Linked DNA regions of Mus musculus: region 2 is linked to region 1. A link is a contact called in ENCODE Hi-C or POLR2A ChIA-PET data. All regions are on one chromosome and are shown on one strand. Each heading gives the region's core, a stretch centred on a gene start or an enhancer-like site at or near the end of the contact. The rest is flanking DNA. Distances are from core to core; before and after follow the strand shown.

Region 1 (5,671 bases), core at 2,857-5,356:
CACCACGCCCAGCTAACAAGTGGCTTTCTTAAGGAAAACAAAAACAAAGTCAAAGCTACAAATAAAAAAGGAAAATCAAGTGAGCAAACTCTGATTTATTATTTCTAATAATATAAATATAAATCTTCTTAACACTGACAATTTCAGATTAGCCCTATGGATGCCAATTGCTGAGTGTGTGTGTGTGTGTGTGTGTGTGTGAGAGAGAGAGAGAGAGAGAGAGAGAGAGAGAGAGAGAGAGAGAGAGTGAGAGAGAGAGAATTTGGACAGAACAGCCTGGGCATTTAGTAGAGAGTTTAATGAAAAACAAGAAAGAGACAATTGAAACTTTCCTGTAATGTCTTGTAATGTTAAAGAAAGGGTAATTTGGAGGAGGCAGATTGGACCTGTAGCTTTAAGGAACAGTATATCTCACTTTCTGCCTGATGCTCAGAATATATCTACTTACAAATTGGAATAACTGGTTGACCATAACAAAAACCTGCAAATATATGTTTCTCAAGGCCAGGATAGAAACAGTGTTGTACCTCGCTTGGGTGTTAATACAATTTACAATAGTACAGAAAGAATCACATTGGTCCACTCAAAAGAAATCACACTGCATTCAGAGTCTACGTGGTTTAGAGCCTGTTCCACCTATAAAGGGTGGCACACTGAATTTTCTCATTTGATCACTGATAGCTTGAGGATTTTTCCCCCTGGGTACGGAATTAAGCTGATTAAAACTTGAACTGTAAGTCTTTTCATCTCTCTTCATTAAAGGTGATTTACCAATTAGGGGAGGGAGATGTGTGCCTGTATGTGCTCATGAGCATGTGCCTGTGCGTGTGCGTGTGTGTGTGTGTACAGGTGTGCATGCATGTATGTATGTGTGCCTGTGTGTGTGTGAATGTGTATGTGTGTGTATGTACATTTCAAAGCTAGCGATCAACATCAGGAGTCTTCAATTTCTCTTCGCTTTATTTATTTACTTATTATTTACTTATTTATTACGTCACAGTCTCTCATTGATGCTGCTAGACTGGCTGGCGAGCTGACTCCATTCATCTCCTATCTCTAGCTCTTAGATGCTGGGATTGCTGGTATACTACACCTGGCTTTTCACATGGGTTCTGGGGATGTAAACTCAGGATTTCATGCTTGCATGGTAACTCCTTTATCGATTGAGATCTCTCTCTAGTCTTCTTTTTGAATTTTTGAGTTATATCTCATTCTCTAATGTTCTAAGCAGTAGGTTTTTTTATGATTTGGTTGTGAGCCTAGCCGTTAACAGCTGAGCCATCTCTCCAGCTGCTAGTAGGTTTTCTCAATCACTACAAATTTATTTTGAAAAATCATTTTGTTTATTTTTTTTTTTAGAAAATTTTCATTGCCTTTCTGTAGTGTCCTATTTTTTTCAGCTGCAGGGGGCCAAATAGTAGGTATCTCGGGCAAGAAACACGTGTAGTGAATATCTTTTGTTAAAAAAAAAAACCAACAACAAAAACTTCTCTCTTTTAAGGAAGGTGTTTGTAGACTGTAGACTGGCTCCTAGATATGCATTTAAACTATCCTCTAAACACTGACTTTCAGGGAATCTTGATTTAAAAGCCTTCATGGGATGATAAAATTGAGCTTCTTGTATCTCTATGACCTCTCTAGCAAGGTCAGTAGAGCCATAGTTGCCTGAAGGTCAAGTCTGTAATTAGAAGATCCCAGGGTCAGCTCAGAATAGAACCTCAAGCAACCCAGGGTATGTTTATGGAATCCACTACTTCAGAGCAACAGTAACAAAGATAGGCCTTTCCACTCAGGTAGAAAGGGCTTCCTAGGACAAGGTTGGGGGTTTGGGTGAAGGTGTTATACATCAGAAGACATGGAAGGGAAAGCTCTCTGGAGCATGCTCAGGAACAAACTAACCAGGGGTACTCAAAGGATGGAGAAATTCCTGCTTTGAAATTTCTTTCTTTCTTAAGTGTGATATCATCTAAGTTCTAACTGTTGAAATCCAGTAGTTGTGTCATGAGGTGCTGTCCTGATGGCAGGTCATGTCACTTGGTGTCAACAGGTGTAACCTGGATGAAGCATTTGGCCTCTGTAGGTGTCGAAGGGTAGAGATTTACAACATGCATACACATACTGCCAACACTGCAGTGTATTTGTGCATTTATTGCAGTGAGAGTTGAATAGGGGCAGATTCCTAACCCTACAGGGCTTCCTAGTTAAACACTGCAAGTTGGATTTCAGGGTCATTGCCTTCATATAGTGAGGATTCCAGGATGCTCTGCCCGGGGCTTCTTTCTTCCCACCCTTTCTTCTTTCTCTGCCTCCTAACTACCTGATTTGGGTAGCACTTACATGTCACCTACGCTCTTTTAGAGAAACCCAAGAAGTTAGCTTTTATTTTTAGGGTAAAAAAGAGAGAGATTTATTTATGTACATGAGTGTTTTACTTATGTGCACATGTGTGCACCACGTACACACCTGGTGCTTATGGAGGCCAGAAGACTGTGTCAGCTCTCCTGTAACTGGAGTTACAGATGGTTGTAAAGCAGCAAGTGGATGCTGGGAACAGAATTTAGTAGGAGTACTCTTGGGAACCAAATTCTTCAAAGTACAAAAAGAATGTGTGTGTGTGTGTGTGTGTGTGTGTGTATTTTAGGTGCTAGGAGATATGGGGGAAATGAGGGAAGCTGCATAAAGACTTAATCTCCTAAAATCATGCAAAGAACGATCCTTTCCCCTTAGGCGTTTTCCTTTGTACACAGATGGTCACACATATTATTTTAAATTCTTTGCCAGTGCTGGACTTTTAAAAGTCTGGCATAGGAAATGGTTTATAGGGTATGGATGTCACTAGAGATTGGCACTGATGTTCAGTCAGTAGGATTCTGGTGTTGGCACTCTTCTTCCGAGGACTTCAAAAGTTCCAACGAAATTCATTTTCAGAAAACTCTGAGGCAGAGAGAACGTTCTCTCTTGAGAGACAGGAAGCAAGGGCCAAGGATGTAGCTCTCAGCTGGCTGAATGCTTGCCTGCTATGCAAGAGGCTGGGTTCCATCTCTCCGCACTGTACAAATGTGGGTGTGGTACTCTGTTCCTGTAATTTTAGGCCTTGGGAGGCAAGAGGATTAGGAATTCAAGGTTATTGAGTTTATGAGCAGACTACATGAGACTCTGTCTCAATTAAAACAAATAAAATAGAGGCAGAAAAACTTTATCTAACTTTGGTCGTTTGACATCATCAAAACCCACTCTTGTGACCACAGCTGCCCCTTGTGGCTTATAGGTACCTATTACTAGTGGAGTGTGTGTGTGTGTGTGTGTGTGTGTGTGTAGAAGGTGCAGACTAGGTCCCTGGAAGGTGTGTGTGTGTGTGTGTGTGTGTGTGTGTGTGTGTGTGTGTGTGTGTAGAAGGTGCAGACTAGGTCCCTGGAAGGTAGAGATCTTCTCTTCAAAATCAATGTAAAGGTTTGAGGCAGACACCAAAATAGGCTGATATTCACTGTCCATTCCACATCCCTTCCCCCAATCTAGGACTTTTAAAGGAAGAAAAGGAAGAGACCGAAAATGGTTGGCATCTGGGGGTGGGGTGGGGTGGGGAGTTTTCCTTCCCAAGTTGGGGGCTGAGCAAACTAACAAAAGGAGAGGGGGGAGAGTGGGAGTAAGGGAGAGCGGGAGGGAGAGAGGAAGAGGGCATACACACACAAACAAAACAAACAAAACTCAAAAAGCAACACCCACAAAACCCCAAACAATTGCAGAAAGAGGAGTTTAGAGAACGAGCTTTTCCCCTTTCCTCCTCTGCCGGGAATGTGGAGTCCCTGGCTCAGCGCAAGTCCGGAGTTTCCCGTTTCCCGAAGGCTAGCAGGTCAGGGCCAGGGCTACAGAAAGCGGGCCCCACAAAGCTCTCACCATGCGCCCCCAGTGCCCGCTGCGGCGGCGCACTGTCGCCGGTTTAAGGGGCGGGCCATGTCTCCACGTGCTTTCTGCTGAGTGACTGAACTACATAAACAGAGGCCGGGAAGGGGGCGGGGGAAAGAGGGAGAGAACAGCGTTTGACCGGTAGTAACCCCGGCGCTCGGCACAGCCGAATCTATAAAAGGAACTAGTCGCGGCAAAAACCAGTAATTCCGAGGGCGAGCGAGCGGGCCGGGACCGGCAGAGCCCACTTCTCTCCGCGGCGCAGCGCAAAGCTGGGCAGGGGGCGCCGCGGGACCCGCGCAACCACAGCCGGCTTGGGGAGCTGCTCTGCTCCCTGTTTCCCCCCACTTTTTTCTTCCCCTTTCTGGAAGGGTTTGTGCAGGGGTAGGGAAAACAGACTCAAACAGCAAAGTGGAAAACAGGTAAGAGGTTCTTCAGTGACTTGGGCATTTTGTTTCGGGGCCAAGGAAGCGTTGGGAAGCTCTCCGTTTTGGGGACACTGGGGGGACTCGAACTCCCATGTACCTTACTTCTGGGGATGCAAATAGTACAGGGGAGGCATAAACAGGGAAAGAATGTTCTGGGACGGGCCCTGTCGACCCTGGGACTCAGAACTGCCGCACTCGGGTCTCCCGGAATCGGAGACCAGCGAGAGCATCTCCGGCGTCGGAGACTCGCCTCTTGGGCGCAGTGTGAGCCAAGGTTCCCGGACGTCCTCGGGGTACAGCCAGTGGGGTAGGGAGAAGGGAATCCTCTACAAAGGGTCTCCTTTTGTCTGGCGCGGGGTAGGCCGTCGCCCACAAGTGTCACATCTGAGTCCTCACTCCATTATTTAACTGGTTTGTGTTGGCCTCTGACTTGGAGGTTCTCTTCCCGGGACTGGGACTGCATGTCCTTGTTTCCAAAGAACTCTAGTAGGAAGTGTCCTAAACGGGGTCTTTTATGTTACTGCTGCTTGAGTTCTCTGGGCTTTGTTCGACTCCGGGGTCCTGCCCACAGGCTTCCTGCGCTCTGGAGGGCTGCAGTCCCTGGCGCAAAGTGGGAGACCACTTTTGTTCCTTCTAAAGACAGAAAACTTAAGAGAGTCTGCAGAAACCCGAAACTGGGGTGCCCAATCCACCCTCATCTTACTGCTTTTTGCTAGTCTTCCCTTGGGGAGACTTCGGGCTGAGCACCGATTGGGAAGCTGGGGCTAGGTTGTGCAGCCGAATGACCGCAAGTAACCCCATCGGGCAGCACAGAACTCGCAGCTCGGGTGCTGGGCCGGGCTCCGCCGCCAGGGGGTGGGGGCTGGGCGGCCTGCGGGTGGCCCCTGGAGACTGGCCCGCAGCGCCTCCTGGCCGGGTAGCCTAGGTATGGCCTGGTGCGGAGTGAGAGTCTCTAGTCCTTTTGCTTCACTGTGAATCTGGTCAAAACTGGTGTTTCCAAACTGGGAGGAAACCCGAGGCCAAGAAAGCCAGTCTATGTTTTCATGTTGTTGTTTTTTTCTTTTTTGTTTTTGTTTTTTGTTTGTTTGTTTGTTTCCTGACTCCCAGACCGTTGCTCAATGAGGTTCTTGGGGATGTTGGCTGATGACAACCTTGTGGATAGGTGCCTGTTTTGGTTTCTGCACTTACCTCTGGAAAAGAGAGAAATACTTATTAAACTGTTTGCTTTTTTTTTTTTTTTTGACTTTGTGTGTTTGTTTGGGAAAACTAAGTGTCACTAGAAATAATTAGTTTGCCCCATTTGCTGCAATGGTATCACCATTCCAAAACAAAACAAGAAT
Region 2 (5,275 bases), core at 1,333-3,832, 37 kb before region 1:
CCCAGCCTTCTGGGCAGATGACGAGTATTGCATTCCTTGCCTTGAAGGAACAACTCTATGTGCTAACGTTTTGGGCGTATCTGTGAGCACAAGGAGCAATTCTGAATAAGTCCCTCTGGTGTTGGAGCCTCTGCCTTCCCCCTCTGAATAGGCTCGCTTGAGGTCTGGAGATTCCCAGTTCTGATATCAGGATGCTGATGTCTGTGGTCAGGCACGTTAGTCCTAAGTCATTCAAGAGAAGACTGACATTTAAGAGAGTTATTTGAGCAGGCCGAATTAACCGCTTGGACAAGGAATGTTTGGTCTTCAAAATCAAGGGTTTTCTTTTGTTGTTTTTCTTGAGATATCTCTGCTTGGATTTTATGGAATCACAGAGTGTTCCAGATAGCTTTATGTCAGCTCAGCACAAGCTAAAGTCTTCTAAGAGGAGGGAACCTCAATCAGGAAAATGTTTTCATAGCATCAGGCTTCAGGTTAGCCTATAGGGAGGTTTCTTAATTTGTGATAAATGGGGGAGAGCTCAGCCCATGGTGGGTGGGGCCAACTCTGGGCTGGTGGCCCTGGGTTCTATAAGAAAGCAGGCTGAGTAAGGAGCCTCCCTCAATGGCCTCTGCATCAGCTCCTGCCTCCGAGTTCCTCTCCTCTTCGAGTTCCTGTCCTGGCTTCCCTCAGTCATGGACTACAATGCGGAAGTGTAAATCCTTTCTTTCCCTACTTGATTTTTGGTCATGGTGTCTCATCACAGCAATAGAAACCCTAACAAAGACGCAGAGCAACTCAGTACTATAGGTACAACTCAACCCATGTGATGTTTTGGGAGTTCTGGAAACCACTGTGACCACACATTAAATTATAGGTGAAGCTGTAAGCAGCCCTCTGCTCTCCTGACACATGACTTCTCTCCACAACCCACAGAGAAATGACCTTATGATCATTAACTTGTTTGAATCATCGGGATTCGTTGAGAGGCTGTAGTATCAGCTAAAAACATTACCCCTCCTCCCTAGAAAAAAAAGGTATATTCAAATTTTCCATGTTTCAAGGTAAGAAACCCTGCCTTTGGTTCACACCCAAAACCACCTCCCAGATTTCACCGGCAGCAGTTCTGTAGTGCAATAGTTTTCCTTGCCTTCCAAATGTGCAGCCAAATGATTTCTGGCTGTTCCCAAATATCAAATCCCCGAAGGAACAAGACGTTCCAGTGCAGAAGAGGTCCAAAGGAATGTGCAGTGCACTCAAAAGGCATTTTTACAGAGAGTGGTCCACAGACATTTCAGGAGAGCCAGGGACTCTGTACAGTCTGCTTTCACCAGGTGAGCGCCAGGGAGACAGGAGCATTTTGTGCCCATACCTGCAGATCAAATAACCAGCCCCCTTTCCTCTCAGACAGAACTCATGTGGGAGCTCTGGGGTGACAACTTCTTATTAGTTGATTAAAAGCTCAACAGAGATCCCCTCATAACAAATACTGCTTTTCTGCACACCCTCTTCTACGCAGCTCTGTATGCCTTGCCCCTCGATTTTGTATGATCTACACCTCTGTTTTCATCTCTCCTTCTCCTGACCCACACTGGTGCAACCTGAAGAGCAGATAGAGGATTCCTGCACTTTGTTTTTTGTTGTTGTTTGAGACGGATTCTCACTAGGAGGCCCTGGCTGGCCTGGAACTCATGATAATAGAGCAGGCTAACTTAGAACTCATAGAGATCTATTATTTGCCTGCCTTCCCAGTGCTGAGGTTAGAGACATGGGCAACAAGGCCAGGGGATTTCATCACTTATATGCCTATTTGACATTTGTGTTAGCATTGCTGATGCAAGGAATAACAGCACTACATTTGCAGAATGGGAGATTGCAAATACACAGACAGTGTGGCTCACTCTTCTCTCTGAGAAATGAAGGGCACTTTAGAGCATAACCTGGTCACTCCCTTAGCTAAAATCTAATGCTTCTCTTTCCAGAGTCCAGCACAACGTGTTTGCTCAGTCTTAAGCATGTCTCCAAGCAACATCCTCTGTATTTGCTGGAAGGAGATTCACTCACTGAAAGGCAATTGCTCACTACTTTAAGAGCGGCTGTGGTCTGGACTGGCTATTCAGAAAGGCAGTCAACATCAGGTGCAGCCTTGGTCCCCTTTAGCTCTGTCTACTTTGATATGATGGAAAAGCAGATTTGTAACTCCTACAACTTTCAGTTTGGCGGTTCTGCCACTGACTACAGTCATAGATTCTCACCCGCTCTTTTGCATAACAATTGCCACCTCAAAGAACACAGGAAAGCTATGAGAGGCCCTTTAAGAATTAAAGACATCTAATCTATGCATTTACTTATCTATCATGTATGCGCATCGCTTGCGTTCCTTCCAAACACTTTCTAAGCTTCAGGTATCCAAGCTTCTATCTGGCTGGCTCCAGCTTTGCAAGACGAGGAAGAGCAGCAGTAGCAACGCCTGTACAGCCCGTGCCTTTTGCTGCCTGGAATGACCTGAAGCTGGCAAGGAGAGACAGTTTGAATTCCAGGCAGGCTAAAAGGCCTTGGCTGAAGAGCTGAGGATTTCACAACGCCGCAGGGAAAGCCTTTCCATAAAGAGATGAAGGGATATGGAAAAAACTGCAATTCTGCAAATTGGGAACAACTAGAAGGTGGAAGTGTCCTAGAAGTCCAGATGGGGTCCTAACGTGACCGTCTGCCTTCCTCGGTTTCCGTCACAACCTGCAAACCACACTATCACAAACTGTTACTATATACAGGGCCTAAGTCCCCTTCATCCCAGCTCTAGGGGAGTCAGAGGCTGTGTTGTCTACCTTCACGCGCATGCGCGCCTTCCAGATACTTTCTAAGCAGCAGCAGCAGCAGCGCCCAGATCCGGTGATTAAAGAAAATTCCTCTCATCTTATACCTTGAAATGATCAATGCGTAATCTGAAGCGGTCTCAGAGTCTGTGGTCTGTTAAGAGTCAATGAAATGGAAGGAGAGGACGAGTCAAGACTTGCTAGGGTCTGGAACTACAACTTCCAGCAGACACCGCGCTTTGTGTTTGGCTTTCTGGTGGGCGTGTCCAAGGCCTAGGACGCTTAAAGCGGCGAGACCTCTTGGGGCCAGATCTCTGCAGAGCTAGCCAGCTGGAGTGTTCCAGCCACAGGAGGCCTGCGAGCAGAATCCTTTTAGATCTGCTGTTGTCAATGAACTAGCAGTCAGTTCATTAGAAAGGACACCGGTTAAGCATTCCAAGCCTGTTTTGAAGTTCATCAGCTCTTTCTCTAGCTCTAGCTCCACAAATCCTAAGTTGTCCATTCAACAAATAAAAAACTTAGAAAATACCATCTGTAAAACCTGTTGTGTCAACACAATTGTTTTTCTGTTACTGGTATCCATAGGCAGTACTTAGTGTCCCACTTATTAAGACTCAGCGTGACCCACAAGGAATTCTTTAAAGAGAACCAGTGGATAAAGTAAAAACTTGATTTAAAATTTTGCTTTCGTTTTCTACTTCTTCTAATGGAGTGTCTTTAAAACATAGCATGCCTTCAAAGTGCATATTTTTAAAAAATGATTTACATTGTGACATACTCTTCAAATAGAACGCTTTCAAATACTGCTTTGCTTTTTCTTACAGGAAGACAACAACAAAAATGTTCTCTGGTAGCATAGTCTAGAACATCGGTTCTCAACCTGGGGGTCACAACCCTGCCCCCACACCTACCCCCACCCACACCCCAGACCTTTTCATAGAGGTCTCATATCAGGTATCCTGCATATTTACAATACTATGCATAGCACCAGCAACATTACAGTTATGAAGTAGTAACGAAATAATTTTATGATTGAGGGTCACCACTACATGAACAACTAGATTAAAGGGTCACAACATCAGGAAGGTTGGAAACCACTGTTCTAGAAGGTGCCATTGGTTCTAACAAAGCAATGACAGTGGTTTCCTTGAGCTGGGTAGTTACTCTGATCAGATTCTTCTTGGCATCTTATTGGTTCAAGGCACTGAAAGTGAAGACGTCCCCAACTCTCTTCCCACCCCAGCTCCTAACTAACCCTGAGTTCTTATTGGCACTAATAAACAACCTCTCCCTGCTGCCAACTCTCCCTTTTTTAAATTTTGCAAACAAATAGAATGTAAGGACCTCTAAGGGAACCAATTTCGGACCTGAATGCAAAATAGTTTTAGAATTAGGTTTTCCCCTTTGCTTCTGGATTTGTCTGCTTGATGCCTCTGTGTGCATTTGTTCTGTTCAGTGTGACCTTTGTGAATAATATGAAATTGGCCAACTGTGCCCAAAATTAATACGATGTATAATTTATTATTTATTCCTTTTGTGCAGTAGCCCAGCAATAGGCACTCTGAAAAATGGAAATAACAGTTGATGTATAGTGATTTTGGAGATGACTGGAATGGCCGTTGTGCCCAGAACAAACCCTCCATACATTCTGAATCAGGAGACAGCAAGACTCATGATATTTGGAAACACTTAGACTCTCACAAAATTCTTATTTATTCTCCTTATAGTCACAGACAGAGCCAGTTTTCTGGCCATCAACATTTCTATTAAATATTCATTTTTATCCAATCCCAACCACCACAGCAAAATAAGAATGTAAGATGAAAGAGAATGTTGGTGTGGATGGGAAAGCTGCAAAGAAACTCACACCAGGTACACTCTGAGAAGAAACTCACACCAGGTGCACTCTGAGAAAAAGGCAGCTGGTGAGGGGATGGAAGCGCAACTCTTCATTTTTCCTTTATCACCAACAGTCAAAGACATACATTAACTGGCCAAGAGGCACAACTTATAGTAGAGCAAAAAATCATTAGGAATGCAGAATAAATCTTTTAAAACAACCTTTATAGAAGGTGCCATAAAGCTTTACTGAAAATCATTAAGAAAGCATTTAAACCAATTGAAGAATACATTGTTTCTGAATGAAGGGGCTACATTTTACATGGCTTTATAATTTGACATCTGCCCATGCCCTGCAACCTGTCTTAAATGGTAACAGTGGCACCTGTGTGTGTCCACATCAGGCCTATCTTGCAACACATAGATCTATGTCTTCAGATGCACATTTTTAAGTGAGTGAGCTAGGAGTCCTCTGAGATAGCTTGTAGTCAGACAATATGGTATTGTTCCTAGTGGGTAGGGGGAGGACAGAGCTGGGATGTGTGCTGTGGGAACTTACATGGGGGTAGATCCTCTGGAAGAGGTAAACTGCTTAGTCAAGGGTGTTAAACACTTGAAAACGTCCCTTTCCCTGTTCCTGCTCT

Evidence for each region. A loop is a pair of places that touch in the nucleus more often than their neighbours do. ChIA-PET counts read pairs that join two places held with the same protein, here RNA polymerase II (POLR2A).
Region 2: a loop to region 1 is called in a map of heart, with 10 times the contacts of the local background. The contact joins the enhancer-like site here to the promoter of Abca1 in region 1. A Hi-C loop is called at or near these places in 18 of 37 maps with a recorded cell type or tissue (ES-E14, Patski, T-helper 1 cell and 5 more). POLR2A ChIA-PET finds 5 or more read pairs at or near these places in 3 of 5 experiments (Patski and embryonic stem cell).

What each region holds. Positions count from the first base shown.
Region 1 is chr4:53,158,330-53,164,000 of GRCm38, reverse strand. Abca1 (ATP-binding cassette, sub-family A (ABC1), member 1) reads left to right here and starts at 4,106. Exons shown (of 50, transcript NM_013454.3): 1 at 4,106-4,325.
Region 2 is chr4:53,193,943-53,199,217 of GRCm38, reverse strand. No RefSeq gene overlaps it. Among named protein-coding and RNA genes, the nearest start is that of Lexis1, 22 kb to the left of the region's middle. Within about 2 kb of position 2,582, at least 1 of the 3 ENCODE cell types and tissues checked has a DNase peak (open chromatin) inside an H3K27ac peak, as active enhancers do; it is heart, where a contact is called at or near this core.